2 separate regions of the Homo sapiens genome follow, and region 1 is linked to region 2. A link is an interaction called in ENCODE POLR2A ChIA-PET data of the cell type or tissue named here. Cell type or tissue: A673. All regions are shown on one strand. Links, peaks and the distances in the headings refer to the core of each region. The heading gives the core; the rest is flanking DNA.

Region 1 (15,694 bases), core at 7,753-11,752, 51 kb after region 2:
TTTATCCGGAGTCAAATGTGAGGACCAAGGCCTGGAGGCCCTGAGGACATGTGCCCCAGGGGCTGGGCCACAGCTGGAGTTCATACCTTGTACAAGGACAGAAGTTACAGGCAGACATCAGTCAGTACATGAAAGGTATTTGTTGGTTCTGCCAAGAAAGGCGGGACAACTCCAAGGCAGGGATGGGCTTCCTGGTCACAAGTGGGTTCAAAGATTTCTTTTTTCTTTTTATATATATATATATATGTATACACACATATATATACACATATATACACATATATATACACATATACATATATATACACATATATATACATATATATATATTTTTTTTTTTGAGATGCTTTTGTTACTCAGGCTGGAGTGCAGTGGCATGATCTCAGTTCATTGCAACCTCCGCCTCCTGGGTTCAAGTGATTCTCCTGCCTTAGCTTCCTGAGTAGCTGGGACTACAGGCATGCACCACCATGCCCAGCTAATTTTGTGTTTTTAGTAGAGACGGGGGTTTCACCATGTTGGTCAGGCTGGTTTTGAACTCCTGATCTCAGGTGATCCACCCACCTTGGCTTCCCAAAGTGCTGGGATTACAGGCATGAGCCACCGTGCCTGGCAAAATATTTTCTGATTCACAATTGGTTGAAAGAGTTATTAGCTAAAGACCTGGAATCAATAGAAAGGAGTATCTGGGTAAGACAGGAGGTTGTGGAGACCAATATTGTGTTTTGTTTTGTTTTGTTTTTGTCACCCAGGCTGGAGTGCAGTGGCATGATCTCGGCTCACTGCAACCGGGTTCAAGAGATTCTCCTGCCTCAGCCTCCCAAGTAGCTGGGATTGCAGGTGCCTGCCGCCACCATGCCTGGCTAATTTTGTATTTTTAGTAGAGATGGGGTTTCTCCATGTTGGTCGGGCTGGTCTCGAACTCCTGACCTCATGATCTGCCCACCTCAGCCTCCCAAAGTGCTGGGATTACAGGCATGAGTCACTGAGCCAGGCCAAGATCTGTGTTTGAATGTTAGTGCTGGTCAGCTGTACCTGAATTCCAGAGGGAGGGGGTATAACAAGGCCTGTGTGACCCCTCTTCCCATCATGACCTGAGCTCGTTTTTCAGGTTAACTTTGGAATATCCCTTTGGCCAATAGGAGTGGTCCCTTCAGTCAGTTACGGGGCTTAGAATTTTATTTTTGGTGTACGTGCTCAAACTGCAGCTGCTACAAAACCAAGGCCACGGTGACCCCGGGGCCAGTCCAGCTTTGTCCCTGTGCTCTCGAGCTGCTGGAGGCCAATGCAGGATTCTGCCCACGGCTCACATGTGTGGCTTCAGACCCTGAGGGTTCTTGGGGCTGTGTCTTCACCTGGTACTGTGTAGGGGCCCTGTGAGCTGAGTCAACTGGAAGAGCCCAGAGCCTCTGCAGAAGGCCTGAGCAGGGCCCGGGCACTGTCCCTGGAGCTCTGAGTCCCTCAAGCTGTGTGGCCCGGAGCCAGGCGCTTGACTTCTCTGGTTGTTTGCTTCAGAGCTGGGAGCCTGGGGTGGCGTAGGTCTTTGGCAGGGGTCAGGTAGGGGAGGGGCCAGCCAGGAATCAAACATCCCTGACAGGTGAGGGGGCAAGTGAGGAGGGCAGGGCAGGAGCCCCTGGAGCACTTGTGCAGCAGCATCTGGACCGGTGCAAGCCCTGAGATGGCTTCAGGTCCTGCTCAGAGCTAAGGGCTCCCCGTCACCAGGGATTCTTCCATCACTGCACCTGCAGAGCCCATCGGGATTGGGGAGAGGCCCTGGCCTTAGTTTGGAACAGCTGCATCCGCCTGTCGGGTGTACAGGCTGTGCACTGGTTAAGCCTGAGCACAGAGTCTGTTCAACAAGTTCATTGTGTGGTATTTGCTTCCGCTTGCTGTTGAGTTGGACTGGCCTGGATGCTGGCCAGGAGCCCAAGTGGACTTGGTGCTTCTCTTTGACAGCCAGGATTGAAAAGCCTAGTTAAGTGGGCAGAGCACGAGGGTGAGATTTAGGAGACCTGGATGTCCTCACTTTGCCGCCCAGGAACTGCTGTGTGACTTTCAGCAAGTGGGACAACCTCTCTGAACTATGTTTACCCCAGCTATAAAATGGAGGTGTTGGATTGGCTGCCACAAGTGTCCTTCCACCTCCACAATACCGTGACTGGAGCGGGTTTTCACTCCTTTTTCTTGTTAGCATAACTGTTGGAGCTATAGAGGGTTTGGAGTGGGGTATGGGTTTCTGGGCCACAGATGTGTGAGGCTCCGCACTTAGCCAGCAGTGGCAACTCCTTATCACTGGTGCCCATGGCTTCATCTGTGCCCTGAAGATACTCATGCTGCAGTGACTGGTCAGATTAATGGTGATGCTTTCATGGGGCGCCGTAAGACATGTCCGCGAGGTATTTCGCCCATGCAACGGGAGGCAGTGTTCCAGTCTGTTGGAGACATGAAAGGGAGGCTCAGTCCCTGCAAAGGAACTTGCCCGAGTTCACACAGCATTTCAGCACTGGGTGGCCTGGCTTCAGAGTTTCAGAGGGAGGGGTGGCCCTTCCTGTCGGTCCTGGGGGTCTCCTGGAGTCAGGACCCTTGGGAAACCCAAATCCACCAGGACGCTTGCATCAGGAGAACCTGACTACATGAGAAGCTGCCCTTTTCCGGTTCTCCTGCTTACCCTTGACTTGGGGTGTCGGCAAATTTCAGAGCTTGCCAAATCTGCATCTTCCTGGCCTGTTTAAAATGAATGTGTCAGCCCCATTCTGGACAGCAGCTGACACCTCCTCCCCCGTGCCAGCCAGGACAGTGTGGTTGGGCGTAACTCAGCCCCGGTTAAAAATGGAAAAAAGTACAAAGACATGTGTTCAACGGCTGGTGACAGAATTTGAAAATGTGACACCAGCCTGTTAGTAATTTGTTTTCACAGAAACCTGATTCAACACTGAGCAGACAGGTGGGGCCAGGGCCTTGGGATCATCTCTGTTCTTGCCCAGGGACATCTGTATGTCTGGCCCAAAGCGGGGGCCTTGTGCTCTGCAGAGACTGGACATCAAAATTGAGCCATTATAAGCAGACCATCCTGGCCAGGCACGGTGGCTCACGCCTGTAATCCCAACACTTCGGGAGGCCAAGGTTGGCGGATCGCCTGAGGTCAGGAGTTCGAGACCAGCCCGGCCAACATGGTGAACCCTTGTCTCTACTAAAAATACAAAAATTAGGCGGGCGTGGTGGCAGGTGTCGGTAATCCCAGCTACTGAGGCAGGAGGCTGAGGCAGGGGGCAGGAGAATCACTTGATCCCCGGAGGCAGAGGCTGCAGCTACTCGGGAGGTAGAGGTGAGAGAATGGCTTGAACTCAGGAGGTGGAGGTTGCAGTGAGCCAAGATCGCACCATTGCACTCCAGCCTGGGCGACAAGAGCGAGACTTTGTCTCAAAAAAAAAAAAAAAAAAAAAAAAAAAAAATGGAAACACTGCCTTTGCTTCCCTGCCCCGGAACTGCTTCATTTTCCTTGGGGTTTCTGGACCACTTTGACCTCTCTCTGTGGCCAGCAATGGTGGGGAGGTGGGTGGATCTGGAGCTGGCATGGGCAGGCTCAGCATTCCAGCCCATTCTGGGGTGAGGTTGGCCTTGGGTGAGGACAGGGGTCACTGGGTCAGACATTCATTTTCTGGAGCCCAGGGGTGGTGACGTGTCCATCAGGGAAGCACGCGCCTGTGCTGGGGGGTGCTCCCTGGACCAGCAGCGCCGGCCTCCCTGGGACCTTGTTCTGTGCAGATGTGTTGTCTCCCTCTCCCCCGACCTGCCTGATCAGAAGCTCTGGGTTTCCATCCCGCTCCCCGACCACTGCTTTTACAAGTCCCCCCAGGGGATGACACGGGAGATGGTGGGGGCTGTCTATCAGTGGAGAAGGTGGGCGCTGTCTATTGGTGGAGATGGTGGGGGCTGTCTGTCGGTGAAGATGGTGGGGGCTGTCTGTCGGTGGAGAAGGTGGGGGCTGTCTGTCAGTGGAGATGGTGGGGGCTGTCTGCCGGTGGAGATGGTGGGGGCTGTCTGTCGGTGAAGATGGCGGGGGCTGTCTGTCGGTGGAGAAGGTGGGGGCTGTCTGTCGGTGGAGATGGTGGGGGCTGTCTATCAGTGGAGAAGGTGGAGGCTTGTACTCAGAGCAGGGGATATTTAGACTTGAAGGGGCCAGGGAGGAAGGTACTGGTTCTACTAAGCCCCATGTTCACTGGGCAGCCACTAAGTTTGGGACCGTGTGTGTACTGAGTGGATTCCGACAAAGAAGCTGTCTCAGGAGCCCCAGCCAGCTGCAGAGGGGGGCCCAAGCTCCAAGGCTGGGTGTCAGGTTTGCCAGGTGCTGGTTCGGCTAGGGGCCGCAGGCTGCGCTGGGCGGGACTGGGCTGGGCTGGTACCTGTGCCCGGTGTCAGGCCAGCTGTAGTTGCAGCGGTCAGCTGCCGCTCTCTGGCCCCATGCGAACTGCTGTGCCAGGTGCACCCTGGGGGACCAGGCTGCCTGGGCTTCCTGGAACTGGTGAAGTTGCCGCCACTTCCTCTATGCTGTCTCCAGCAGGCAATTCTGGGTAAACGATCTTCATTTGCCTATAAAGCTGCACAGCTCACAGGCCTTGGATCGTTTCTGCCCAGCCCCAGCATTGGCCCTTTGGACAGACTCTGAAACTGTGCGCAGAACGCACCCTGTCATTACAAATGACTCCTGGAGGCAGTCCCCGGGGGCCTGGCAGGAGCACCTCTGTTTCTGTTGGGTCTGAAAATGACAGACCAATTGCTTGAACCCAGGAGGCGGAGGGTGCAGTGAGCCGAGATCGAGACATTGCCCTCCAGCCTGGGCAACAAGAGCAGAACTCCGTCTCAAAAAAAAAAAAAAAAAAAAAAAAAAAAATCTTCACAAATGTAATTTGTAATGGCTGCAGAAAATTTCAGCTCTGAATGTACTGCATCCTAATCAGTTTCCTATTGTTGAGAATTAGTATAATATCCAGGTGTTTTGTTTTTGTTTTGCTATTAATAAGTAAAGCTGAGATGAATACTTCTGTATCAATCTTGATCCTTATTTTAGATAATTTCCATTTCATTCCTCCCATTTCTTGCGTGCTTCCTATGGTCAGGTGCTGTGCTGTGTGCTGAGTATGGAGGAGGTAGGCTGAGATAGACGTGACCTTTGCTCTTGCAAAGCTGATATCCTAAGGGTTGGACAGATGCTAAATGTGCAAAGAAACCCAATACTTGCAGATGGTGCTGGGTACTACCAAGGAAAGAAATAGGGTATATGACAGAGTACCTGGAAAGGGCACTGGCCAACTTTTATGGGCAGGGAGGTCAAAGCAAACCTGTCTGGAGATGAGACAGGCCAGGAAAATCAGGGCAGGGGCCAGAGTAGGGCAAATGTGGTGTCTAGAGCCTCATTTTTTTAGACGGATTCTCGCCCTGTTGCCCAGGCTGGAGTGCAAAGGCAGGATCTCGGCCCACTGCAACCTCTGCCTCCCAGGTTCAAGCAATTCTCCTGCCCCAGCTTCCTGAGTAGCTGGGATTACAGTACAGCCTCAAATTTAAGGAGGGACTCACTCACAGGATTGTGCAAATGCAAAGTTGGCTTTTGCATGACCCTGGGAGTAGGTGCCTCCTTAAATTTTGCACCCTCAGCAACTCCATCCCCTGTCACTTTGCTAGTCCCAACCCTGATGGGAACAAATGCAGGGAAGGCATTCCAGATGGCGGGAACAGCAAGTACAAAAATCCAGAGGCCAGAAAGGCTTGGTGTGTTTCAGGAACAGAAACTCGGTTCCCATGACTGAAATGGAGTAGGGAAATCCTAATGGAGCCAGAGAGGCAGAACCACCAACAGGAAGAAGAAAAAAATGTTGGAAGTTATGAGAGTTGCTCACGTTTGATTCATTTGATTAATTTTATTGAAATGGAGTCTCACTCTGTTGCCCAGGCTGGAGTGTAGTGGCACGATCTAGGCTCACTGCAACCTCCACCTCCTAGGCTTAAGTGATTCTCTCATCTCAGCCTCCCAAAGTGCTGGGATTACAGGCGTGAGCCAGCATGCCCCACCTGAAGCAATTTCTTTGTTGTCTTTTTTTTTTTTTTAACTTCTCCCATAGAAATAATTAACCCTCAAAAAACACTCAGTGTTGACAAAGGGTGGTGTGAGGACACAGAAAGTATCAGACTATCATTGGCAGAAACTTCCTGGAAAGCAACTTAACAGTCTGTATCCAAAGACTTAAAATCATTAACAGCCTTTTCCCCAATAACTCCACTTCTCGGAATCTATCCTAAGGAAATCTGCCACAGCCAGAGTGATTTTTTCCGTCCCCTTAAGAAATGGTCTCATCCTGTTGCCCAGGCTGGAGTGCAGCGGCACCATTATGGCTCACCACAGCCTGAAACTCGTGGGCTCAAGCGATTCTCCCACCTCAGCCTCCCAAGTAATTGGGATCACAGGCATGCCTCCACATCCATATGCCTAGTTGGATAATATTTTGACCAATAAAGAAAAAGAGGGCCAGGCGCGGTGGCTCACGCCTGTAATCCCATCACTTTGGGAGGCCGAGGCGGGTGGATCACGAGGTCAGGAGATTGAGACCATCCTGGCTAACACGGTGAAACCCTGTCTCCACTAAAAATACAAAAAACAAAATTAGCCGGGCTTGGTGGCGGGCGCCTGTAATCCCAGCTACTCGGGAGGCTGAGGCGGGAGAATGGCTTGAACCCGGGAGGCAGAGCTTGCAGTGAGCCAAGATTGCGCCACTGCACTCTAGCCTGGGCGACAGAGCGAGACTCCTTCTCAAGAAATAATAATAATAAAATAAAAAAATAAAAAAGAAAAAGAAAGGTAGTACCAGAGATTGTGTCCAGTTGCTCAAGCAATTTCTAACTTGTCTAATTTTAAAATTTTTTAAATTTTTATACAAAATTAGCCAGGCATGGTGGCATGTGCCTGTAATCTCAGCTACTTGGGAGGCTGAGGCAGGAGACTCACTTGAACCTGGAAGGCAGAGGTTGCAGTGAGCTGAGATCACACCATTGCACTCCAGCCTGGGCCACAAGAGTGAAACTCCGTCTGAAAAAAAAAAATTTAATTTTTTTTTGTAGAGATGGGGGTCTCACTATGTTGCTCAGGCTGGCCTATAACTCCCAGGCTCAAGGATCTTCCAGTCTCAGCCTCCCATCACTGTAATTACAGGCATGAATCACTTCACCTAAATGATTTTTTTTTTTTTGAGACAGTCTTGCTCTGTCACCCAGGCTGGAGTTCAGTGGCACGATCTCGGCTCACTGCAACCTCTGGCTCCCGGGTTCAAGCAATCCTCATGCCTCAGCTTCCCCAAATAGCTGGGACTACAGGTGTGCGCCACCATGCCTGGCTAATTTTTGTATTTTTTTGTAGAAACGGGGTTTCACCATGTTTGTCAGGCTGGTCTCTTGACCTCAAGTGATCCACCCACCTCGGCCTCCCAAAGTGCTGGGATTACAGGAGTCAGCCATCCATGGTGCCCTGCCTTTTCTCTTTCTTCTCCTCCCTCCCTCCCTACCCTCCGCAGCCCAGGCTGGAGTGCAGTGGTGGGATCATAGGTCACTGCAGCCTCCACCTGCTGGACTCAAGTCATCCTCCTGCCTCACCCTCCTGAGTTCCTGGGACCACAGGCACGCGCTACCACGCCGGGTAATTTTTGTAGTCCCCATCATTTAGAACTGGCAGGATCCTCCCTTAGTGAGGGATTGGTGGCCATAAGCAAGGAGCCCAAGGTGGAGGGGATATGCATGTGTGTGGAGGTGTCAACTCCTCATAATCTTCAAGTACTTTTGGTTACAATTTTTAATTGCACAAGCGATATATAAAGACGTTTTCTTTGCAACATAAAATGATAGGTTAAGACTCCTTATGCAGATAAGGTTTAGACACTTGTTTAAGGAGCATCCTGGCCCACCTTTTAAAAAATGTGTATGCATTCACTTTATGCATCAGATGGTTTAGGGAATTTTTTTCCCTGGGGCATGGGACATGTCATGGGGTAGATGGTCAGGTACGTCTCCTCTACCCAGCTGATTCTCTTTTTTTTTTTTTTTTTTTTTTTGGAGACGGAGTCTTGCTCTGTCGCCCAGGCTGGAGTGCAGTGGAGCGATCTCTGCTCACTGGGAGCTCCGCCTCCCGGGTTCACGCTATTCTCCTGCCTCAGCCTCCGGAGTAGCTGGGACTACAGGCGCCCGCCACCACGCCCAGCTAATTTTTTGTATTTTTTAGTAGAGACGGGGTTTCACCGTGTTAGCCAGGATGGTCTCGATCTCCTGACCTCGAGATCTGCCCGCCTCGGCCTCCCAAAGTGCTGGGATTACAGGCGTGATCTACCGCGCCCGGCCTTCTCTTTCTTTTCTCCTTTCCTTTCCTTTCCTCCCTCCTTTCCTTCCTTCCTTCCTCCCTCCTTTCCTTCCTTCCTCCCTCCTTCCCTCCCTCCCTCCTTTCCTTCCTTCCTTTTTCTTCCCTCCCTGCTTTCTCTCTCTCTCTTTTATTTTTTTGAGACAGAGTTTCACTCTTGTTGTCCAGGCTGGACTGCAATGGTCTGATCTCGGCTCACTGCAACCCCGGCCTACTGGGTTCAAGCGATTCCCCTGCCTCAGCCTCCCAAGTAGCTGGGATTACAGGCGTCCTCCACCATGCCCGGCTAATTTTTGTATTTTTAGTAGAGGCGGGGTTTCTCCATGTTGGCCAGGCTGGTCTGGAACTCCTCACCTCAGATGATCCGCCCACCTCGGCCTCCCAAAGTGCTGGGATTACAGGCGTGACCCACCGCGCCTAGCCCCCAGCTTCTTTCACCAGCAGAAGGCGGGCAAGCCTCAGGGTGAGAGGACTTCAAAGCACATTTCACATTGCAGAGGACAGGGTTTGGTGGTCGTGGGTACTCCCTTCCCTTACATCGTTTAGTTTTTTTCATTGGGAAGAAATGGTAAAAGGTGCTAGGACTCGATGGGCACATTTCAGGTGGAGGTTGGGAAGGTGGATATCCACCTCTCGATCTTACTATTTTCACTTTCCACTCCCCCCCGTAGAAAGTGGGAAAACTGGCGCACGTGAAACCAAGGGCACGCCTGTGTGCGCTCGCACCCCAGGGCACCAGCCCCCACCACCCACACTGCAGGTCCTTGATTGGACGCCTGTTTACACCTGACTGCCCAGCCCTCCGGTGCTTTCCGGGAAGCGTTTGGGAGAAAAGTGTGTGGCCGCAGTAGTGGAGATCCCTTGTCTTAGGATTCGTCACTACTACGCCCAGACCTCTTCGCCGTCCAAGAGCCTGGGGCCGTGGGGGGCGGGGCGGCCTGCTATCGGCCCCGCCTCTCTCGGCCCCGCCCCGCCGACAGGACCCGCCTCTCTCCCCAGGCCCGGCGGGGCCGACCCCGCCTCTCGCTCCCAGCATGCCGTGCGACAGTGGCGGCGCGGCGGGCGGAGCCGGGAGGCGGGGAAGCAGTGGCCTTGTGAGCGTGGGGAGCTGCCGCCACCGCCTGCTCCTCGTCGTCCTCGTCCTCCGGGGCCCCGGCGTCGTGGGCCGCGCATGGCCCTGGAAGAGAAGTCGGCGCCCCTTCATCCGCCTCTCTCTCACCGCGCCGCTCCCGCCTCCTCATTCTGCGTTGCGGGCTCAGGCGGAACCCGGAACGGCCGTCCTCTTACCCCGCCCTCCGCCGCCGCCTCCTCCTCCTCCTCCTCCTCCTCCTCCTTCTCTTCCTCCTCCTCGGCTTCCTCCTCAGCCCCGGGCCGGAGCGGGGTGTCGGCAGCGGCCGGTTCGGGCGGCGACTCGCGCTTCTCTGGGCGGCGGCGCTTGGCCATGTCGTGTCGGGGAAGGTAATGAGCCGCAGAGCCCCGGGGTCTCGGCTGAGCAGCGGCGGCACCAACTATTCGCGGAGCTGGAATGACTGGCAACCCAGGTGGGTGACCGGCCCGGGACCCCGCCCCGACCTCCCGGGCTCCGCCTCGGGCGGGCCGAGGCCTAGGGCCGCGGGGCTGGGAGGCGCGGCCTAGGCCCTCCACCCACCGGAGCCGGGCGCGGCTTCCTGGTTCTCCTCCGCCCCGGCTGGGGGAGGAAGGCCACGGGGAGGCGAGGCCTAAGTGCCTCTCCCCTCCCTGCATGTTCAGCCTGGGGCTGAAGCCGAGACCCGGGGCTCCCGGCGGTGGCACTGGCCTAGGGTCGGGACCAGGAGGTGAGAAAGAGGCGGGGGTGGTGGGGGGGCATTCCACTTACCGCCTCCCCCTGACCCCGAGTTGGGAGATCCTGAGAGTCCAGGACCCTCCCTGTTACTCATTCACTTTCTCGGTTCCCCAGTCTTTCAGCCGCCACGTGAGAGCTCTTGTAACCTCTGTTCCCTTTCTGTGACCCCCACGTGGTAATATTGAAAAAACCAAAACAAAACTCCAGCCAAGGCATTGCTCTGACTTTAGGCAGAACATTCATTAGTGGAGCATGAGATGAGATTGTGTGACTGTTGATGGGATCGACCCACTCTGGTCTTGGGCGATGGAAGTTTTCCCTAAGTGCAAGGCCGGTTACTCTGGTGAATCGTAATTCATACCTGGACACTTGAGTGAACTCTTTGGGCACCCACTTAGAAGTCTAGAGAATTTCCTCTTTTATGGAGGATTTGATCTCAGACCGTTTTGGGGCTTAGTTAGATTTGAATATATTAGGAACATTAACTTTTTAAATAAATGTAATTTCCTGTCTTTTTGATCAATGGGGGGAGGGCAGCTGTGCCTAATTTAGGATTGATTTATTCTAACCTCTCTTACTAAATAAATGCTTGTATTCAGAGTCTGTTTGGAATTTAACCCAATGCTTAGAACTCCTTAAATATACAGAAATATATTTTAGGGGCAATTGATTCATGGAACTCTCCTACTTTGGAGCACAATTGTATTATAATTGTCCGGAAACTGGCCAGATAATGTAGAACGCACAAGTTGTTGAGAAGCCCTTTTGTTTCCTGATAGTTACATGTAATTCCAGCAGTATTTGGAAATAATTTGCTAAGATGTTAGAATGTAACATTTGAAGACTCATTAGAAAAATCAATAAAATTATCTTTGGCTAATGGGTAGTACACATCTTAGTCTGTTTAATATGCCTTTCCAAAAAAAACTGTGTCTGTTGAGAATTGGTGTATATAACTAGATGACTTTAATAATTAGTGCCTGAGTCTAGAATTGAGATGTTTAGTCGTAAAAAAAAAATATTGTTCGATAAACAGCGTTGACTTGTCTTGTACCACTTAAGAGTTTGTGAGTGCTTTAAATAAAATTAGTTAAGTATTTTTCTTCCTATGATTGACATGCTTAGTTTTGCCTTTTTATTGAAATGTGTGAAATTTGATTATCTGGCATCTAACAAATCAGGTGGTAAATGAATGACAATGGATTTTCTATTATTTTTCAGTATTGTGATCAGTATAAGTATTTAAGAGAATTTAGTAACCTTTTAGAAGAATAAAGTGCCTTCCCAAATAGTCCTACAGCTTTTGTAAAGTGTAAATTGTAGTTTGTAGTTCTAAATAAATAGAGAAGAGTCGCAGCCACGTGCTAGGGCCAGCTGACTTCATTGCTGACAGGTATGAAGCCAAATGGCTTATGTAGTTATGGAATATGTACATAAGCTATTAATAAATATTATCCATGTTGTTTCTTTCAAGTGCTTTATTTCTTGGCTCTGGGGAGGGGCGATGTGGGAAGGGAGGAGCTTACAAGAAAGCTTGCAAGGTTTCTTTGAAGCTGTGCTTTTTGTAGGAAAGTTTCAGGATGTAACGCCTTGGTAGACGATACTGTGATACATTTGGTTACAGGGAGTAACAGTTTGTTAGGATGTTGGAAAGATTTGATTTTCTCCTGTTGTAGAGGGAACAGGAAAGTGTGGACATACCCCATAGCATAACTTGATTTGTTGCTAAGATTGTCATAGCTGATTTGTTAGTCAATAAAAATACCTGGGGTGTTTGCCAAGTCATAAATTTTTATTAGTTAAATTTGAGGTGATTCTGTCCCCTATTCAGAAAGATGACAGACTCCAGGTAACTGACGGAACGGATCTTGATCTTGCTTCTTGCTTAAATGAAGGTTTAGAACATCTTCAGATGCAGGCACATTTATTATGGTTCATCTGAATAATTTTGGTGAAAATTTTTTTTGCCTCTTATGTACCATTTTGTCCCTGGTGTTTTGGTTCTGTTTTCCTTGATGTAGGCTTTTTTTTTTGTCTTCCTGAGATGGAGTCTTGCTCTGTCTCCCAGGCTGGAGTGCAGTGGTGTAATCTCGACTCACTGCAGCCTCTGCCTCCCGCTTACAGGGAAAAATTCTCCTGCCTCAGCCTCCTGAGTAGCTGGGATTACAGGCGTCCAGCTAATTTTTGTATTTTTAGTAGAGACGGGATTCCACCATGTTGGCCGGCCTGTTCTTGGACTCCTGACTCAGGTGATCCGCCTGCTTTGGCCTCCCAAAGTGCTGGGATTACAGGTGTAAGTCACCGCACTCAGCCGATTTAGGCTTTTGAAAAAGCAATACTTGTTGATTTCTTTTAGTGTTAGTTTGCCAGTTGGTGTGGAAAATGACTGTTGAGTCAATTTTGACCACACATGATACTTCACACATACAGACAGGAAGTGTTCCAGGTGGCTGAATACGTGAATGTCATATGGCAAGAGAGCAAACCCGTGTTCCATAGAAGCATACCTCCAACAGTAAGCATTTATATGGCACTGGCTTATAGTCTTCCTTTTCATTCACTGTGCTCTCAGTCAACTCTTCTGTCAATTTTTTTGAGACAGGGTCTTGCTGTGGTCACCCAGGCTGGAGTGCAGCGGCACAGATACTTGGCTTACTGCAGTCTCGACCTCCCAGGCTCAAGCCTCCTGCCTCAGCATCCACAAGTAGCTGGGGCTACAGGCGCTTGCCAACAGCCCGGCTCATTTTTGTATTTTTTATAGAGATGGGGTTTTCACCACGTTGCCCAGGCTGGTCTTGAACCCCTGAACTCAAGCAATCTGCCCACCTTCAGCCTCCCAAAGTGTTGAGATTATAGGTGTGAGCCACCGCACCCGACATTTAAGAATGGTTAAGCAGGCTGGGGGCAGTGGCTCACGCCTGTAATCCCAGCACTTTGGGAGGCTGAGGTTGGTGGATCACCTGAGGTCAGGAGTTCGAGACCAGCCTAGCCAACCGACATGGTGAAACCCCCGTCTCTCCAAAAAAAAAAAAAAATAAATAAATTAGCAGGATGTGGTGGTGCATGCCTGTAATCCCAGTTACTCGGGAGGCTGAGGCAGGAGAATCACTTGAACCTGAGAGGCGGAGGTTGTAGTGAGCGACATCACACCACTGCACTCCAGCCTGGGCAACAGAGCAAGACTCCTTCTCAAAAAAAAAAATAAAAAATTAAAAAAAGAATGGTTAAACAAATGAGTGGTCTTAGGTCAGTTGTATTATTTGAAATCTGTGGGTTCCTCAAGCGTAAAGTTGAGAAGGTTTTGGGAACCACTGGATGCCTCTGGTTTTTTTCATATGAAGAAACAGAGGTGGTGGCTTCTTAGAACAAAGGGATATCTGACCTATGGAGGTTGCCCTCTTTACTCCTCTTCCCTAAAAAAATGACCTATCATTGCCAATAGCTAAAGTCTGTCATTTTTTCCACCTTAGTTTGGAAGATAATCTTCTAGTATCAATCAAGACAGAGATCAGAATGATGTGTTTTAAATGTGTAATTCATAATTGTACATTTTAATATTCTAAAGTGACATTGATTAATTTGACATTGGAGTCAAGTAGATTGATTAATTCAACAAAGAAGAGAAGGCATTCAAGTCAACAGAAAACAAGTAGATTTTACTTCTCCACTGGGGGTGTTAGGACATTAATTATGTACTTGGTCTTACTTGTTTAGTAGTAGATCTATATTGAGTGTCTTACTGTGCCCAAACTTAGGATCTTTGTATATTTCTAAAAGGATGAAACTGTATAATAAAAACACCTTCCAATTTTGGTAGATTGTAGACAGATCAGAGTATTCAAAAGTATACACATCTTCTCTATTGTGAAAGACCAAAAAATGGAAATGTGTTGTGAAATTAGAAAAGCTGTATACTAGTATGTCTGATGTTGTGAGAAGCTGGATTTTTGAAACCAGAGTTGTCTGTTCAGCCTTTTATCAGTCTGTACTAAGTTTGATGTCCATAGGTACATAATATAGGGAAATACATAAAGGATAAAATTAAGTGAAGTTACATATTTTATACTTATTAGGTGGGTGCAAAAGTAATTGCGGTTTTGGCAAAAACCGCAGTTACTTTCACACCAGTCTAATATTAAATGGAACTAGAGTCAAATAGAATTTAGCGATTGCCAGTTCTGTTCCACAGATTTCAAAGTACACTAAGGAAAATTTCAGCAAATTGTGCATGGCTGTTTTACTTGGGGGAGAGTAAAACGGCCATAATAAACTAAAAAATAAAAATTAAAACTAAAGGAACGTTTGTTTTTATGTTTTTCTTTTCTTTTCTTTCCTCTTTTTTGAGATATGCTCTTGCTCTGTTGCCCAGGCTGGAGTGCAGTGGTGCAATCACTGCTCACTGCAGCCTTGACTTCCTGGGCTCTGGGAATCCTCCCGCCTTAGCCTCCTGAGTAGCTGGGACCACAGGTGCATACCACCACACCTGACTAATTTATTTATTTTTCCTCTCTCTCTCTCTCTCTTTTTTTTTTTTTTTTTTGAGACAGAGTTTTACTTTGTTGCCCAGGCTGGAGTATAGTGGCACAATCTCAGCTCACTTGCAACCTCCACCTCCTGGTTCAAGTGATTCTCCTGTCTCAGCCTTCCAAGTAGCTGGGAATACAGGTGCATGCCACTATGCCCGGCTAATTTTTCTGTTTTTAGTGGAGATGGGATTTCACCATGTTGGCCAGGCTGGTCTTGAACTGCTGACCTCAGGTGATCCACCCGCTTTGGCCTCCCAAAGTGCTGGGATTCCAGGCATGAACCACCATGCCTGGCCTCCTCTCTCTTTTTCTGAAACAGAGTCTCACTCCAGTGCCCAGGTTGGAGTGCAGTGGAACCATCTCAGCTCACTGCAGCCTCCATCTTCCAGGCTCAATAAGTCCTCCTACCTCACCCTCCCAATAGCTGGGACCACAGGTGCATGTCACCACCCCCAGCTACTTTTTTTTTGTTGTTTTCTGTAGAGACGGGGTTTTGCCATGCTGCCTGGACTGGTCTTGAATACCTAGGCTCAAGTGATCCTTCCTCCTTGGCCTCCCAAAGTGCAAGGATTACAGGTGTGACCCACCATGCTTGGCACGCTAATTTTTTATTTTTATTTTTTTGTAGAGATGGGGCCTCCCCATGTTGCCCATGCTGGTGTCAAACTCCTACTCCAGTATGAAATAAGTCATTCCTTATGAAACAGTTAGTAATCGTATCTTTAAGTTGAACCTTCCCCTCACCCCAACTTTTTTTTTTTTTTTTTTTGAGACGGAGTTTTGCTCTTGTTGTCCAGGCTGGAGCGCAATGGTGCAATCTTGGCTCACTGCATCCTCCGCCTCCCAGGTACAAGCTGTTTTCCTGTCTCAGCCTCCCAAGTAGATCAGATTACAGGCATGTGCCACCACACCCGGCTAATTTTTTTATATTTAGTAGAGACGGGGTTTCACCAT
Region 2 (15,694 bases), core at 5,716-9,715:
GACCCTGTCCCACAAAAACTAATTAACTAATTAAATGCCTAAATCACCTCTGCACAAATCAGAATGGAGCTCAGCTCTTTCTCCTACCACGAGTAGTTACTGAATAAAATCTGTTTTCACCACAGTAACTCATGTCTGGCTATGTTTTCCTTTGACACTTAATTACCCTTCTGATCCTCCAGGGCCACAGGACTGGGGCTTGCTTGGGACCAGGGGCCCTTTCTTCCCATCCACAGCGCTGTCAATGAAAAGGACTGACAAGTCACGCCACCCTTGTCCTCTGGGGAATTTCCGTCTAGTCAGAAAAGAGAAGTTTACATACTTATTTATTCACTGAAAAGCACCAGGCCGGGCACGGTGGCCCATGCCTGTAATCCCAGCGCCCAGCGCCTTGGGAGGCCAAGGTGGAAGGATCGCTTGAGCCCAGGAGGCAGAGGTTGCAGTGAGCCGAGATCGCAACATGCATTCCAGCCTGGGCGACAGAGCAAGACCTTGTCTCAAAAAAAAAAAAAAAAAAAAAAAAAGAGAAAAAGAAAAGTGCTGTTTCCTAAGCTAATGCATGTTATAAGCACAGAAGTGTTTGTCATGAACAATAAGTCTTCCCTTTCCCCAACAAGTCATGATCTCAGAAAGAGAACACTTCTAATGCTTTTAACTTTTTCTAGTCTCAATTCTACTGGTGGGTCCACATTCCCAAAAAGTGTGCTAATTTCGTTATTCCTTTTTTTTTTCTATTACTACATGGAGATGCTATAACTTTATTTCTTCATGTATCCATTTTGCCTGGCATAATCATAGGTGTCTGACCCACTGGCCCTGCTCCAGCCCCATTCCACCTTGCAGGTCAGTTAAATCCCTCTCTTCAGGTCCTTTGTAACGAACTAAAGTTGCTTTTGTAACTTTATTTACGTAGTTATGTATGAGTTTTATTATTGTTGTTGTTTTGTTTTGAGACAGGGTCTCACTCTTTCGCCCAGGCTAGAGTGCAGTGGCCTGATCTCAGCTTACTGCAACCTTGGGCTCCAGTGATCCTCCCACCTCAGCCTCCAAGTAGCTGGAACTACAGGTGTGTGCCACCGCACCTGGTTACTTTTTTTTTTTTGAGACGGAGTCTCGCTCTGTCACCCAGGCTGGAGTGCAGTGGCGCGATCTCGGCTCACTGCAAGCTCCGCCTCCCAGGTTCACGCCATTCTCCTGCCTCAGCCTCCCGAGTAGCTGGGACTACAAGCACCCGCCACCATGCCCGGCTAATTTTTTGTATTTTTAGTAGAGACAGGGTTTCACCGTGTTCGCCAGGATGGTCTCGATCTCCTGACCTTGTGATCCACCCTGCCTTGGCCTCCCAAAGTGCTGGGATTATAGGCGTGAGCCACCGCGCCCGGCATGCACCTGGTTACTTTTTATATTTATTGTAGAGACATTGTTTCGCTGTTGCCCAGGCTGAGATCAATTTCCTGGGCTCAAGCAATCCGTCCACCTTAGCCTCTCAAAGTGCTGGGATTATAGGCATGAGCCACCTCACCTGACCTATTTACTTATTTTTAAAGAGATGAGCACCCTCGAACTCCTGGGCCCAAGCAATCCTACCTCAGCCTCCTGAGTAGCTGGGACTACAGGTGTGCACCATCATGCCCAGCTAATTTTTAATTTTTTTTGTAGAGACAGGGATCTCATTATGTTGCCCAGGCTGGTCTTGAATTCCTGGGCTCAAGCGATCCTCCTTGCCTCGGCCTCCAAAAGTACTGAGATTACAGGCATGAGCCACAGCTTCTGGCCTAAATTCTTATCACTTTGTGACATGAAGATAGTGGCTTTCCTTTATCTCTCTTCTGCTCATTTCTGTTACCTGTACATTTACTTTTATGTTGTTAAATGTAGATAATATTGGCATTCTCTCTTTCATCTTGCTTAGAGCTGCATTGCCTAATGTAGAAGCCACTGGCCACAGGAGACTACTTTAACTTAATTAAAATTTAATGAGATTTAAAACCTAGTTCCCTCAGTTGCAACTAGCTAGTTACATTTCAAGTGTGTTCAGAAACCACATGTGGCTAGTAGCTATCAAATCAAATAACACAGATAAAGGCTATTTCTATCACCTCAGATAGTCAAGATCAGTGCTGTCTGGTCCAGAGTTTGAGTCTAAAATGGAAAACTATTAATTTTCTTTGTTTTTAAGATTATGGGGCTGGATGTGGTGCCTCATGTCTGTAATCCCAGCACTTTGAGAGGCCAAGGCAGGAGGATCACTTGAGGTCAGGAGTTCAAGACCAGCTGGGGCAACATAGCAAGGTGCCATCTGTACAGAAAAAAAGAAAAAAAGTAGCCAGGCATGGTAGCACATGCCTGTACTTACAGCTACTCAGGAGGCTGAGACGGGACAATCACTTGAGCCCAGAAGTTCAAGACTGCAGTGAGCTATGATGATACCACTGCACTGCAGCCTGGGTGACAAAGGGAGACCATGTCTCTAAAAAAAAAAAAAAAAAAATGCCTAGCACGGTGGCTCACGTCTGTAATAACAGCACTTTGGGAGGCCGAGGCGGGTGGATCACCTGAGGTCAGGAGTTCGAGACCAGCCTGGCCAACATGGTGAAACCCCATCTCTACTAAAAATAAAAAAATTAGCTGGGCATGGTGGCGCGTGCCTGTAATCCCAGCTACTAGGGGGGCTGAGGCAGGAGGATCGCTTGAACCCAGGAGGCGGAGGTTGCAGTGAGCTGAGATCGTGCCATTGTACTCCAGCCTGGGCAACAGAGCAAGATGCCACCTCAGAAAAAAAAAAAAAGCATTATATAACTATTGTTCAGTTATATTATATAAATATATATATTTATATATATATATAAAATTTTAGCGATATTTACTACGATAATGTATCATAGTAAATTTACTACAATACATCTCTTTTAATTTTACCTAGAGTTTCTAATTGCTTCACTAATTCCTTGCTCCAGTGTGACCTTCCTTCTCCCCTCCCACTCCCTGTTGCTACACTGCTACATCTTGGGACCAGTGGTTATTTCTCTCTTGGGTGGGATCTCCTATTTCCTGTAGTCTGCACCCTTCTCTTTTGTGATTTACCCTCTTAATTTTGCAGGAGCACATTTTCAAGTCACATCCAAAGAAAGCTCCCTAATAAAAAGGTGAACTTTGCTTTTTTTTTTTGTCTCACTCTGTCACCTAGGCTGGGGTGCAGTGGGGCAATATCGGCTCACTGCAAACTCTGCCTCCCAGGTTCAAGCGATCCTCCTGCCTCAGCCTCCCTAGTAGGTGGGATTACAGGCAGGCGCCACCATGCCTGGCTAATTTTTGTATTTTTAGTAGAGACGGGGTCTCGCCATGTTGGCCAGGCTGGTCTCGAACTACTGACCTCAGGTGATCGTCACCCCTCAGCCTCCCAAAGTGCTGGGATTACAGGCGTGAGCCACCGTGCCCAAAGTAATCTTGCACCTAAATAGGTCTTTAGTTTATTCTCACACTTGATATGAAAGTCCAACCCTCAAGTTGGAAAGCTCTACTCTGGTACCAAAAGCCCCAGTCAGCCTCTTATTGGCTCACTCTGAAGTATGATGGGACTTGAAAGAAATATCAACCTTTTTTTTTTTTTTTTTTTTGAGACAGGGTTTTACTCTGTCACCCAGGCTGGAATACAGTGGTGAGACCACAGCTCACTACAGCCTCAACTCAACTTCCTGGGCTCAAGTAATCCTCCCAGCAAAACTGGGAGGTGCACACCGCTACGCCTGGCTAATTTTTGTAGAGACAGAGGTCTCCCTATATTGCCCAGGCTGGTCTGGAACTCCTGAGCGCAAGAGATTCCACCCACCTCGGCCTCCCAAACTGCTGGGATTACAGGCATGAGCCGTCACGCCTGGAAGAAATATCAACAACATTCAAAGAAACCCTGCAACATGAAAGGAAAGCACCAAGATAAACCAACCCCATCATCCATTCTGCCTCCTTCTTTCCTAAAAGTACCCCAGTTTGTTCAGGTGCCCACCAGCATACACATCCTGGGCACTGACCCCTTCCTTCTTCAGCTCCAGCAAAGTCTGACCAGTCTAAAGTAACCACTCCCCTTCTGCCCACGATTGCATTAGGAAAGGGTACATGCCCCAGTTCTAGCCACTAAGATAAAAGGAAGGGAGGCTTCTAAGAAAGGCTTCTTCCTTTTAATTAAAAGAGAACCCGGGGGCAGTAACTTCTGCCTCCCACAAGCCATGATTAAGGATACATCCTGTAACTCTGAGAGGAACTGGCCCCAGGATGGAAACATTGCAGGATTGCAGAGGAGGAATGGGAGGAAGAGCATGGGATCCCAAGGCATCGCAAATGCCTGATCAAGGGGCCCTGAATCCCAGCCACCCCCTTCTGTGAGCTTCCTGTAAGTCGGATGTTTAGTTATTTGTAGCCAAATGCATCCTAAGTACATTCAAAAAAATTTAAAAAAAAAAGAAAAAGAAAAGAAAAGTAATCCTGGAGGAAACAGAATTTACGTAAAGAAAAAGAGGCTGGGTGCGATCGCTCACGCCTGTAATCCCAGCACTTTGGGAGGCAGAGGCAGGTGGATCATGAGGTTAGGAGATGGAGTCCATTCTGGCTAACATGGTGAAACCCCATCTCTACTAAAAATACAAAAAAAATTAGCCGGGCGTGGTGGCGGGCGCCTGTAGTCCCAGCTACCAGGAGGCTGAGGCAGGAGAATGGCATGAACCCGAGAGGCGGAGCTTGCAGTGAGCTTGCAGTGAGATCGCGCCATTGCACTCCCGCCTGGGCGACAGAGCGAGATTCCGTCTTAAAAAAAAAAAGAAAAGAAAAGAAAAGAAAAGAAAAGAAAAAAAGAAAAAGAAAAAAAAAAATCTGGTATTTTTAAAGACATTTGAGAAAATGCTGCTTCAGGCCAGGCACGAGGCTCACCCCTGTAATCCCAGCACTTTGGGAGGCCAAAGCGGGAGGATCGCTTGAGACCAGGAGTTTGAAACCAGCCCTGGCAACATAGTGAGATCCTGTCTCTACAAAAAATTAAAAAATTAGCTGGGCGGGGCTGGGCACAGTAGCTCATGCCTGTAATCCCAGCACTTTGGGAGGCCGAGGCAGGTGGATCACCTGAGGTCAGGAGTTCGAGACCAGCCTGGCCAACATGGTGAAACCTCATCTCTACTAAAAACACAAAAATTATCCAGGTGTGGTGGCGGGTGCCTGTAATCCCAGCTACTCGAGGCTGAGGCAGGAGAATCGCTTAAACCCGGGAGGCAGAGGTTGCAGTGAGCCAAGATTGCGCCACTGCACTCCAGTCTGGGCGACAGAGTGAGACTCCATCTCAAAAAAAAAAAAAAAAAAAAAAAAAAAGAGCTGGGCGGGAGCCAGCTGGGCCCCAGCGAGTGCACGTTAGACCACGGCTCCAAGCTCTTCTTCCGGCGCCTCTGACCCGGGGGCCGCCTTTCCCCATCCCCACCGAAGTCCCTAATAAATGAAGGTGCTGCTTCCAAAAAAAAATTAGCTGGGCAGGGCGTGGTAGCACGTGCCTGTAATTTCAGCTGCTCTGGAGGCTGAGGTGGGAGGATCACTTGAGCCTGGGTATTTGAGGCTGCAGTGAGCTGTGCTCATGCCACTGCACTCTGGCCTGGGTGACAGAGCAAGACCCCATATTAAAAAAAAAAAAAAAGATGGGCCAGGCACGGTGGCTCACGCCTGTAATCCCAGCACTTTGGGAGGCAGAGGCAGGTGGATCATGAGATCAGAAGATCGAGTCCATTCTGGCTAACATGGTGAAACCCCGTCTCTACTAAAAATACAAAAAAATTAGCCAGGCGTGATGGCGGGCGCCTGTAGTCCCAGCTACTCGGGAGGCTGAGGCAGGAGAATGGCATGAACCCAGGAGGCGGAGCTTGCAGTGAGCCGAGATCGCGCCACTGCACTCCAGCCTGGGCGACAGAGCAAGACTCTTTCCCCAAAAAAAAAAAAAAAAAAAAAAAAAAGATATTGCTGGCCAGGTGCAGTGGCTCACACCTGTAATCCCAGCATTTTGGAGGCCGAGGTGGGCTGATCACCTGGGGTCAGGGGTTCGAACCAGCCTGGCCAACATGGTGAATCGCTGTCTCTACTAAAAATACAAAAATTAGCTGGGCACAGTGGCAGGTGCCTATAATCCCAGCTACTCGGGAGGCTGAGGCAGGAGAATCATTTGAGCCCGGGAGGCGGACGTTGCAGTTAAACCGAGATCCACTACTGCACTCCAGCTGGGCGACAGAGCAAGGCTCCATCTCAAAGAAAAAAAAAATTGCTACACTATGTTACAATAAAAACAGGGTGTTATAAAAAAGAAAGAGGCCAGGCACAGTGGCTCACGCCTGTAATCCCAGCACTTTGGGAGGCTGAGGCAGGTGGATCACCTAAGGACAGGAGTTCGAGACCAGCCTGACCAACAAGGTGAAACCCTGTCTCTACTAAAAATACAAAAAAAAATTTAGCCGGGTGTGGTGGCAGGCACCTGTAGTCCCAGCTATTCTGGGAGCTGAGGCAGGAGGATCGCTTGAACCCAGGAGGAGGAGGTTGCAGTGAGCCAAGATCACACCACTGCACTCCAGCCTGGGCGACAGAGTGAGACTCCATCTCAAATAAATAAATAAATAGAGCAAAGACTGAATTCTTAGAAATTAAAGCTATGATACTGAATTACTAAAAGCATTAGAATAAAGAAGCTGGGCACAGTAGCTCACTCCTGTAATTCCTGCAGTTTGGGAGGCCAAGGAGAATGGCTTGAGGCCAGAAGTTCAAGACCAGCCTGGGTAATATAGCAAGGCCTCATCTGTACAAACACAAACAGGAAGTGTTGTAATAAAAAGTTAATAAATTATCCCAGAAAACTGCCAGGTGTGGTGGATCATGCCTGTAATCCCAGCACTTTGGGAGACCAAGGCAGGCGGATCACCTGAGGTCAGGAGTTCGAGATCAGCCTGGCCAACGTAGCAAAACCCCATCTACTAAAAATACAAAAATTAGCCAGGTGTGGTGGCAGGCGTCTGTAATCCCAGCTACTTGGGAGGCTGAGGCAGGAAAATCGCTTGAACCCGGGAGGCGGAGGTTGCCATGAGCCAAGATTATGCCACTGCACTCCACCCTGGGTGACAGAGTGAGACTCTGTCTCAAGAATAAAAAATTTAAAAAATAAATAAAGCTGGGCGCGGTGGCTCACGCCTGTAATCCCAGCACTTTGGGAGGCCAAGGCAGGTGGATCACGAGGTCAGGAGTTTGAGACAGGAAGCTGAGGCAGGAGAATAGCTTGAACCCAGGAGGCAGAGGTTGCAGTGAGCCAAGATCGCTCCACTGCACTCCAGCCTGGGACAGAGTGAGACCCCATCTCAAAAATTGATTAATTAATTAATTATCCCAGAAAATAGAACTCCCAGAAGGTGTAGGGGTGGAGAAGAAAATATGAGAGAAAATATATGAGACTGCCGCTCTAACATAGAGATCCAATAAGTGGCGGCTTAAAGAAGAGACGTGTCGGCCGGGCGCAGTTGCTCACACCTGTAATCCCAGCACTTTGGGAGGCCAAGGTGGGTGGATCATGAGGTCAGTAGTGTGAGACCATCCTGGCCAACCCCGTCTCTACTAAAAATACAAAAATTAGCCAGGCATGGTGGCGCATGCCTGTAATCCCAGCTACTTGGGAGGCTGAAGCAGGAGAATCACTTGAACCCAGAAGGCAGAGGTTGCAGTGAGCCGAGATTGTGCCACAGCACTCCAGCCTGGGACAGAGTGAGACTCTATCTCAAAAAAAAAAAAGAAGAGACGTGTCTGCAAAAAACAAATAAATAAATAAACAAAAGAAGAGACATGTTCAAGTGAAATGGTGGTAGTTAGGGAGGCAGCTCTGCTTCTCTCATTGCTCAGGGACCAAGGGCCCTTCCTCATCACTTTTCTGCCATCGGTAGGGCACCGTTTGTCACCTGCACGTTTGAATCTGTTGTGGGGATCTCCAGCCAGCAGGAATGGAGAGTATGAAGCTGGCCTACTTCCTAAGGCCAAAGACCAGAAGTCACATACATCACCTCCTCACATTCTATTGGTGGAAACTTAGTCACATGACCATGCCTACTGCAAGGGAGGCTGGGACATGCAGTTCCACCATGTTCTTGGGGAAGAAGGGCTCATTGGATTTTGGATAATGAGTAGTCTTTGCCACAGAGACACAGCCAGGCAATCCAAGAGGCCCAAAAGCTAACCAATAGGAGTGCCAGGAAGAGAGAACCCAAGAAATGGAAGAAGGAGAATGATCAGAGATCATTCTCACTCTGATGAGAAACATGCGTCTTCAGGCTGAAAAGCCCACCTAGTGCCTGCCCAATGAAAGAAAACCCATGCCGGGCACACTGGAACCCCAAAAGTGTCATGTACGACTTAGCTATTTCCTAAGGAACAGGAAGCAGCTGGTGATTAGGTTAACATAAATGAAAGAAAGAAAAAAGTCCCAGGGTAAGAAAAAATTAATAGAATGAACACCACATTAGGCTCTGAACTTCCTGGGGCTGGCCCTGAAAGGGAAAATTTACATAAGTTCCTCCTTTTTGACTATAAGAACTAGTTCCTTAGAGAAGGTCAATATTTCGTGACACTCACTTCTAAAATTAATTTTCATATAAGAACATATCTTATGCCAGTTGATGTCATGGATATAATGGCTGATGGGCAACACACCACTCCTGAGAAAGGCTTGGGCACTGGAGTCAGACCAACCTGAAGGCAGCCACCACTCACTGTGTGCCCTTGGGAACATTTCTGAGTCTCAGTTTTCCTCACCTTTAAAATGGGCATAGTAAAAGGAAAAGAAGAGCCAGGCATGGTGGCACAGTAGTAGTCCAGTAATCCCAGCCAAGGAGGCCAAGGCAGGAGGAGTTTTGAGGCCATCCTGGGGACCATAGGGAGACCCTGTCTCTCTAGATTTAAAAAATATATTAAAAAGTAAAGAAAAATGGGCACAGAGTATTTATCTCACAACATTATTAATTTGTTCTTTAATTCCGCAAATATTTGTTGAACACCAACCATGTGTCCGGCATAGGATTGTGACAATTAATGAAATCAAGGGCCAGTCACCTGTCCTCTTGGAGGTAGCCTTCTCCGGAGTGAGACAGACTCTACATATGTAGGAAGCAGGCATCATGGAGAAACATCACGCAGGAAAGTGGGGGAAGGAAGTGCTCCTTTCTACAGGCTGATGTCTCTGAGAAGGGGACATCTGAGGGGAGACTTGAGGGAAGAGAGGGAGCAGCCATGAGATGTTCATGGGGAATCCCACGGACAAACAAAGCCAGTTCAAAGGCCCTAACCTGGGTCCTGCTTCGCGTGTTCTGGGAAGCCCAAGGAGGCCAGTATGGCTGGAGCAGAGTGCATGAAAAGCGAAGTCAAGAGGAAAGGGGGCCATAGGGCACGGCTTTAGGTCATTATTAGCACTTTCACTCTGAGTCAGTGTGGAGAGTTTAGAGAGCTTCAACTTTGTTTTGTTCTGTTTTCTAGAGACAGAGTTTTATTCTGTGGCCCAGACTGGAGTACACTGGTGCAATTATGGCTCACTGCGGCCTCCAACTTCTGGGCTGAAGCGACCCTCCCACCTTAGCCTCCTGAGTGGCTGGGACCACAGGTGTGTGCCATCATGCCCAGCTTTTTTTTTTTTTTTTTTTTTTTTTTTTGATACAGAGTCTTGCTCTGTCACCAGGCTGGAGGGTAGTGGCACGATCTTGGCTCACTGCAACCTCTGCCTCCCTGGTTCAAGCAATTCTCCTGCTTCAGCCTCCCAAGTAGCTGAGACTACAGGCACGTGCCACCATGCCCAGCTAATTTTTGTATTTTTAGTAGAGACGGGGTTTCACCATGTTGGCCAGGATTGTCTTGATCTCTTGACCTTGTGATCTGCCTGCCTCAGCCTCCCAAAGTGCTGGGATTACAGGCGTAAGCCACTGCGCCCTGCCGCTGATTTTTGTATTTTTTGTAGAGACAGGGTCTTGCTATGCTGCCCAGGTTGGTCTCAAACTCCTGGGCTCAAGTGATCACCAGGGTTTCTTGACAGATTGGATTTGGGGATGTGTGAGAGAGGATTGAGGACAACACCAAGGTTTTCGGCCACACCAACTGTAAGAATAGAATTGTTGTATTCTGATATGGGAAGGCTGCAGGAGGAGCAGGTATGGGGGAGAAGATAAAGAGTTCATTTTGGGCCCGGGCACGGTGGCTCACACTTGTAATCCTACCACTTTGGGAGGCAGAGGCAGGCAGATCGCTTGAGCTCAGGAGTTTGAAACCAGCTTGGCCAACAGGGTGAAACCCTGTCTGTACTAAAAATACAAAAAATTTGCCGGGTGTGGTGGCACGTGCCTGTAATCTCAGCTACTCGGGAGGCTGAGGCAGGAGAATCACTTGAACCTGGGAGGCGGAGTTTGCAGTGAGCCAAGATCAGGCCACTGCACTCCAGCCTGGGCAACAGAGCAAGATTCTGTCTCAAAAAAAAAAAGTTCATGTTGGGACATGTTAAGTTTGTGTTGCCTGTCAGACACCCAAGGGGAAGTTTCAAGTGAGCAGTTCTGAAGCTCACAGAAGAGGTCTGCAGTGAAGATGAAAACTTGGGGGACATCAACATTTGGATGATATTTAAAGCCAGGGGTCTGTGTGAGCTCAACTCAAGAGTGAGTGTCACCAGGCACCATGGCTCATGCCTGTAACCCTAACACTTTTGGAGGCCAAGGTGGGAGGATCACTTGAGCCCAGGAGTTTGAGACCAGCCTAGGCAACACGGTGAGACCCTATCTCTACTTAAAATTTTAAAAATTAGCCAGGCAGGGGGGCATGTGCCTGTGGTCCCAGCTACTTGGGAGGCTGAAGTGGGAGGATTGCTGTAACCCAGGAGTTTGAGTTTGGAGTGAGATAGGATTATGCCACTGCACTTCAACCTGGGTGACAGAACAAGATTCTATCTCAAAGTTAAAAAAAAAAAAAAAAAAAAGAGTGGCCAGGCGCCATGGCTCACGCCTGTAATCCCAGCACTTTGGGAGGCTGAGGCGGGCAGATCACGAGGTCGGGAGATCGAGACCATCCTGGCTAACACGGTGAAACCCCGTCTCTACTAAAAATACGAAAAATTAGCCAGGCGTGGTGGCGAGCGCCTGTAGTCCCAGCTACTCAGGAGGCTGAGGCAGGAGAATTGCATGAACCCAGGAGGCGGAGCTTGCAGTGAGCCAAGATCGTGCCACTGCACTCCAGTCTGGGCGACAGAGCGACACTCCGTCTCAAAAAAAAAACAACGAAAAACGAGTGAGTGTCAATTAGGAGAAGAGGACCAACACAGACATAAGAAGTGGGTGCCACTTCACTTACAGAGAGGGCAGTGACAGCTCAGAGATTCTGTGTCTTGCCCACGGTCACACAGCTGGTAAGGGGTAGGATCCGAATTCACAATGAGGTCCTAGTTCAGATCTTTTTGCACTCTATTAGAGTAATCCATACAGACTTCTGTTGATCTAAGTCGACCCGTGGCTATAACTGGAAATAGTTAAGGAGTGTTCACTCAGCCCTCAAGCCTTGAGAGAGAGTCTCGCCCTGTCACCAAGGCTGGAGTGCAGTGGTACGATCTCGGCTCACTGCAACCTCCGTCTCCCGGGTTCAAGCGATTCTCCTGCCTCAGCCTCCCAAGTAGCTGGAACTACAGGTGCCTGCCACCATGCCCAGGTAATTTTTGTATTTTTAGTAGACATGGGGTTTCACCACATTGGCCATGCTGATCTTGAACTCCTAACCTCAAGTGATCCGCCCGCCTCGTCCTCCCAAAGTGCTGGGATTACAGATGTGAGCCACTGTACCCAGCCAGCAGCTGGGCTTTTGAGAAGATTTGGAGAATCAAGAGTCCACAATTCTTGATTCTCAGTGTGGGCCTGGAGGTTGCATGGGTTTGCAATACATTGAGTCTGGGCAGATGTGTGCGCCTAGCAAAGCCAGAGGTGGTAGCAGCCATCACAGGTTTCCAAAGCTGGGGCCCTGGCCACCTAAGTATCAGCCAGTACAGACACAATATTAGATCTGCCCCAGCCCTTGAACAACTGATGGGGCACTCAGTATCACACCTCAATCGGCCTCCCTCCATTGGAGGACTGACTCCATTCCTCAATATCAAGATAAGTGTCACAGACTGTCCCTGTCCCAGCTCTAAATTAAAGGTAATGATGCTGCCCTCTCCAGGACAGTCATAAAGTTAAACAAGAAAATAGTGAAATTACGCACAGAGTTTACTATTTTTCTTTTCCTGTCTCAGCCTTTAAGAACTCAGTAAAGGCCAGGCGAGGTGGCTCATGCCTATAATCCCAGCACTTTGGGAGGCCAAGGTGAGCAGATCACCTGAGGTCAGGAGTTCGAGACCAGCCTTGCCAACTTGGCAAAATCCTGTCTCTACTAAAAATACAAAAATTAGCTGGACTTGGTGGCAGGCACCCGTAATCCCAGCTACTTGGGAGGCTGAGGCAGGAGAATCATTTGAACCCGGTAGGCGGAGGTTGCAGTGAGCCGAGATCATGCCACTGTACTCTCCAGCCTGGGTGACAGAGCGAGACTCGGTTAAAAAAAAAAAAAAAAAAGGAAAGAGGAAAGGAAGAGAGAGAGAAAGAGAAAGAAAGAAAAGGAAAGGAAAAGGAAAGAAGAAAAGAAAAAAGAAAGGAACAGAACAGAACTAAGCAAAGATCCCTCAGAAGGGACCTCCAGGGGTCCCCCCACCCTCGTATCTGTTCAGTTCTGTTTCCGTTCAGTTGGATGTGTCCCACCTAGGAAGTGGTTTCAGACAGGGTTCCTCAGAGCCCTGGGGTTCAGAGGTGATGTTTTGGGGTTTGTGGCTCTGGGCTGGTCATCATCTACCCTCACTCCCAGACCTATTCTCAGCCCTACCCTCTGCCCTGGAGGCTCCCCCACCCTCTGTTTTTTGTTTTGTTTTGTTTTGTTTTGAGATGGAGTCACGATCTGTTGCCCAGGCTGGAGTGCAGTGGCAGGATCTTGGCTCGCTGCAACCTCCGCCTCCCCGGTTCAAGCAATTCTTCTGTCTCAGCCTCTCAAATAGCTGGGATTACAGGTGCCCTCCACCACGCCCAACTAATTTTTTTGTATTTTTAAATAGAGACAGGGTTTTGCCATGTTGGCCAGGCTGGTCTCGAACTCCCGCCTGGACCTCCCAAAGTGCTGGGATTACAGGGGTGAGCCACCGCACCCGGCCTGGATTTCACTTGAGTTTAGCTAAAGGGAGGACTGGCTGGAGCTCCAAGGGGGAGGACAGTCAGGACATTTCTATTCTGCTCCCTTCCTGCTGTGCCTCACATCTCTGGCAGTGGCTTCATCTCCCCACCCACATCTGCAGCACCTGTCAGGTGGCCCCTTCTACATCCCCAGGTTTTAATGAGTTTCGGTAACACAGTTTCTGCCTGTTACCCCATCAGTCCTAGAAGCAGTAACAGGCTCCAATAGTTGCTAGTCTCTTAGGGCTTCAGCATTCCTTGTAGCCTCCTTTAACCATATCCATTTCTCCATAAGGAGTCCCTATATTAAAGCCTCCAGAACTGCGTGTTCCAATAGATAACAACTAGCCACATGTGGATACTTAAATTGGAGCCAGATGTGGTAGCTTACATCTGTAATCCCAGCTACTCAGGAGCTGAGGCAGGAAGATTTCCTTTTTTTTTGAGACAGAGTCTCGCTCTGTTGCCAGGATGGAGTGCAATGAAGCAATCTTGGCCCACTGCAACCTCTGACTCCCTGGTTCAAGCGATTTTCCTGCCTCAGCCTCCCGAGTAGCTGGGATTACAGGCACGTACCACCATGCCCAGCTAATTTTGGCATTTTTAGTAGAGACGGGGTTTCACCATGTTGGCCAGGATGGTCTCAATCTCCTGACCTCGTGATCCACCCGCCTTGGCCTCCCAAAGTGCTGGGATTACAGGCCTGAGCCACTGCGCTTGGCCTCTTTTTTTTTTTTTTTTTTTTTTTGAGATGGAGTCTCGCTCTTTCGCCAGGCTGGAGTGCAGTGGCGCGATCTCGGCTCACCACAGCCTCCAACTCCCCTGGTTCAAGCGATTCTCCTGCCTCAGCCTCCTGAGTAGCTGGGATTACAGGCACATGCCACCATGCCCAGCTAATTTTTGTATTTTTAGTAGAGACAGGGTTTCTTTTTTTTTTTTTTTTCCAGATGGAGTTTCACTCTTGTCACCCAGACTGGAGTGCAATGGCACAATCTCGGCTCACCGCAACCTCTGCCTCCCAGGTTCAAGCGATTCTCCTGCCTCAGCCTCCCAAGTAGCTGGGACTACAGGTGTGTGCCACCACGCCCGGCTAATTTTTGTATTTTTAGTAGAGACGGGGTTTCACCATCTTGGCCAGGCTGGTCTCGAACTCCTGACCTCATGATCCACCCGCCTCGGCCTCCCAAAGTGCTGGGATTACAGGCGTGAGCCACCGCACCCGGTGAGACAGGGTTTCACCATGTTGGCCAGGATGGTCTCGATCTCCTGACCTCGTGATATGCCCGCCCTGGCCTCCCAAAGTGCTGGGATTACAGGCGTGAGCCTCCATGCCTGGCCTTTTTTCTTTTTTTTTTTTTAAGAGTAAGAGTAGACTTTATTTTATTTTATTTATTTATTATTTATTATTATTATTTTTTGAGACAGAGTCTCACTCTGTTGCCCAGGGTGGAGTGCAGTGGCACGATCTTGGCTCAGTGCAACCTTCGCTTCCTATGTTCAAGCAATTCTCCTGCCTCAGCCTCCCAAGTAGCTGGGACTACAAGTGCATGCCACCACACCCAGCTAATTTTTTATTTTTAGTAGAGACGGGGTTTCATCATGTTGGCCAGGCTGATCTCGAACTCCTGACCTCAGGTGATCCGCCCACCTCGGCCTCCCAAAGTGCTGGGATTACAGGTGTCAGCCACTGCGCCCGGCCTTATTTATTTATTTTTGAGACGGGGTCTCACTCTGTTGCCCAGGCTGGAGAGTAGTGATGCAATCTTGGCTCACTGCAACCTCCACCTCCTAGGTTCAAGCAATTCTCCTGCCTCAGCCTCCTGAGTAGCTAGGATTACAGGCACGTGCCACCACATCTGGCTAATTTTTTGTATTTTTAGTAGAGATGGGGTTTTACCATGTTGGCCAGGCTGGTCTTGATGTCCTGACCTTGTGATCCACCCGCCTCAGCCTCCCAAAGTTCTGGGATTACAAGCGTGAGCCACGGCGCCTGGCCTCTTTCTTTTTTTCTCTCAAGACGGAGTCTTGCTCTGTCGCCCAGGCTGGAGTGCGGTGGTATGATCTCGGCTCTCTGCAAGTTCTGCCTCCCGGGTTCAAGCAATTCTCCTGCCTCAGCCTCCCGAGTAGCTGGGATTATAGGCGCCCACCAACACACCTGGCTAATTTTTTGTATTTTTAGTAAAGACGAGGTTTTAGCATGTTGGCCAGGCTGGTTTCGAACACCTGACCTCAAGTGATACACCTGCCTTGGCCTCCCAAAGTGTTAGGATTACAGGCGTGAGCCACTGTGCCTGGCCTAACAAAGTGATTTAATGTGCTTATTGTGTGAAGCACTCTTTCTGTGTATTTTTAAAAATTGAGATGTAATTCATCTGTGTATATTTAAGGAGACTAGAAGACTTGCTCATAATGGTAGAATTTTAAAA

What was found. ChIA-PET counts read pairs that join two places held together with the same protein. Peaks named below come from ENCODE experiments on the same cell type or tissue, not always from the same donor. Only the 100,000 strongest peaks of a DNase experiment are listed, where the experiment ranks them.
Region 1: POLR2A ChIA-PET joins it to region 2 with 6 read pairs; 5 of 35 experiments call an interaction of 5 or more read pairs at or near these places.

The regions. Positions count from the first base shown.
Region 1 is chr16:29,589,126-29,604,819 of GRCh38, reverse strand. MIR3680-2 (microRNA 3680-2) reads left to right here and starts at 5,555; the gene lies at 5,555-5,641. It overlaps LOC105371168 (a long non-coding RNA gene), which reads right to left and starts at 7,029. Exons shown (of 2, transcript XR_950984.3): 1 at 6,998-7,029; 2 at 1,165-2,432. It also overlaps the pseudogene SMG1P2. RefSeq lists a silencer at 9,119-9,508. In A673, for the core only: no CTCF peak of the experiment used is centred there; a DNase peak (open chromatin) is centred at 9,459; H3K4me3 peaks cover 1,134 bases; H3K27ac peaks cover 1,312 bases.
Region 2 is chr16:29,638,265-29,653,958 of GRCh38, reverse strand. No RefSeq gene overlaps it. Among named protein-coding and RNA genes, the nearest start is that of SPN, 17 kb to the left of the region's middle. RefSeq lists enhancers at 137-266, 277-326, 7,917-8,211, 9,109-9,378, 10,335-10,394 and 1 more. In A673, for the core only: no CTCF peak of the experiment used is centred there; a DNase peak (open chromatin) is centred at 8,078.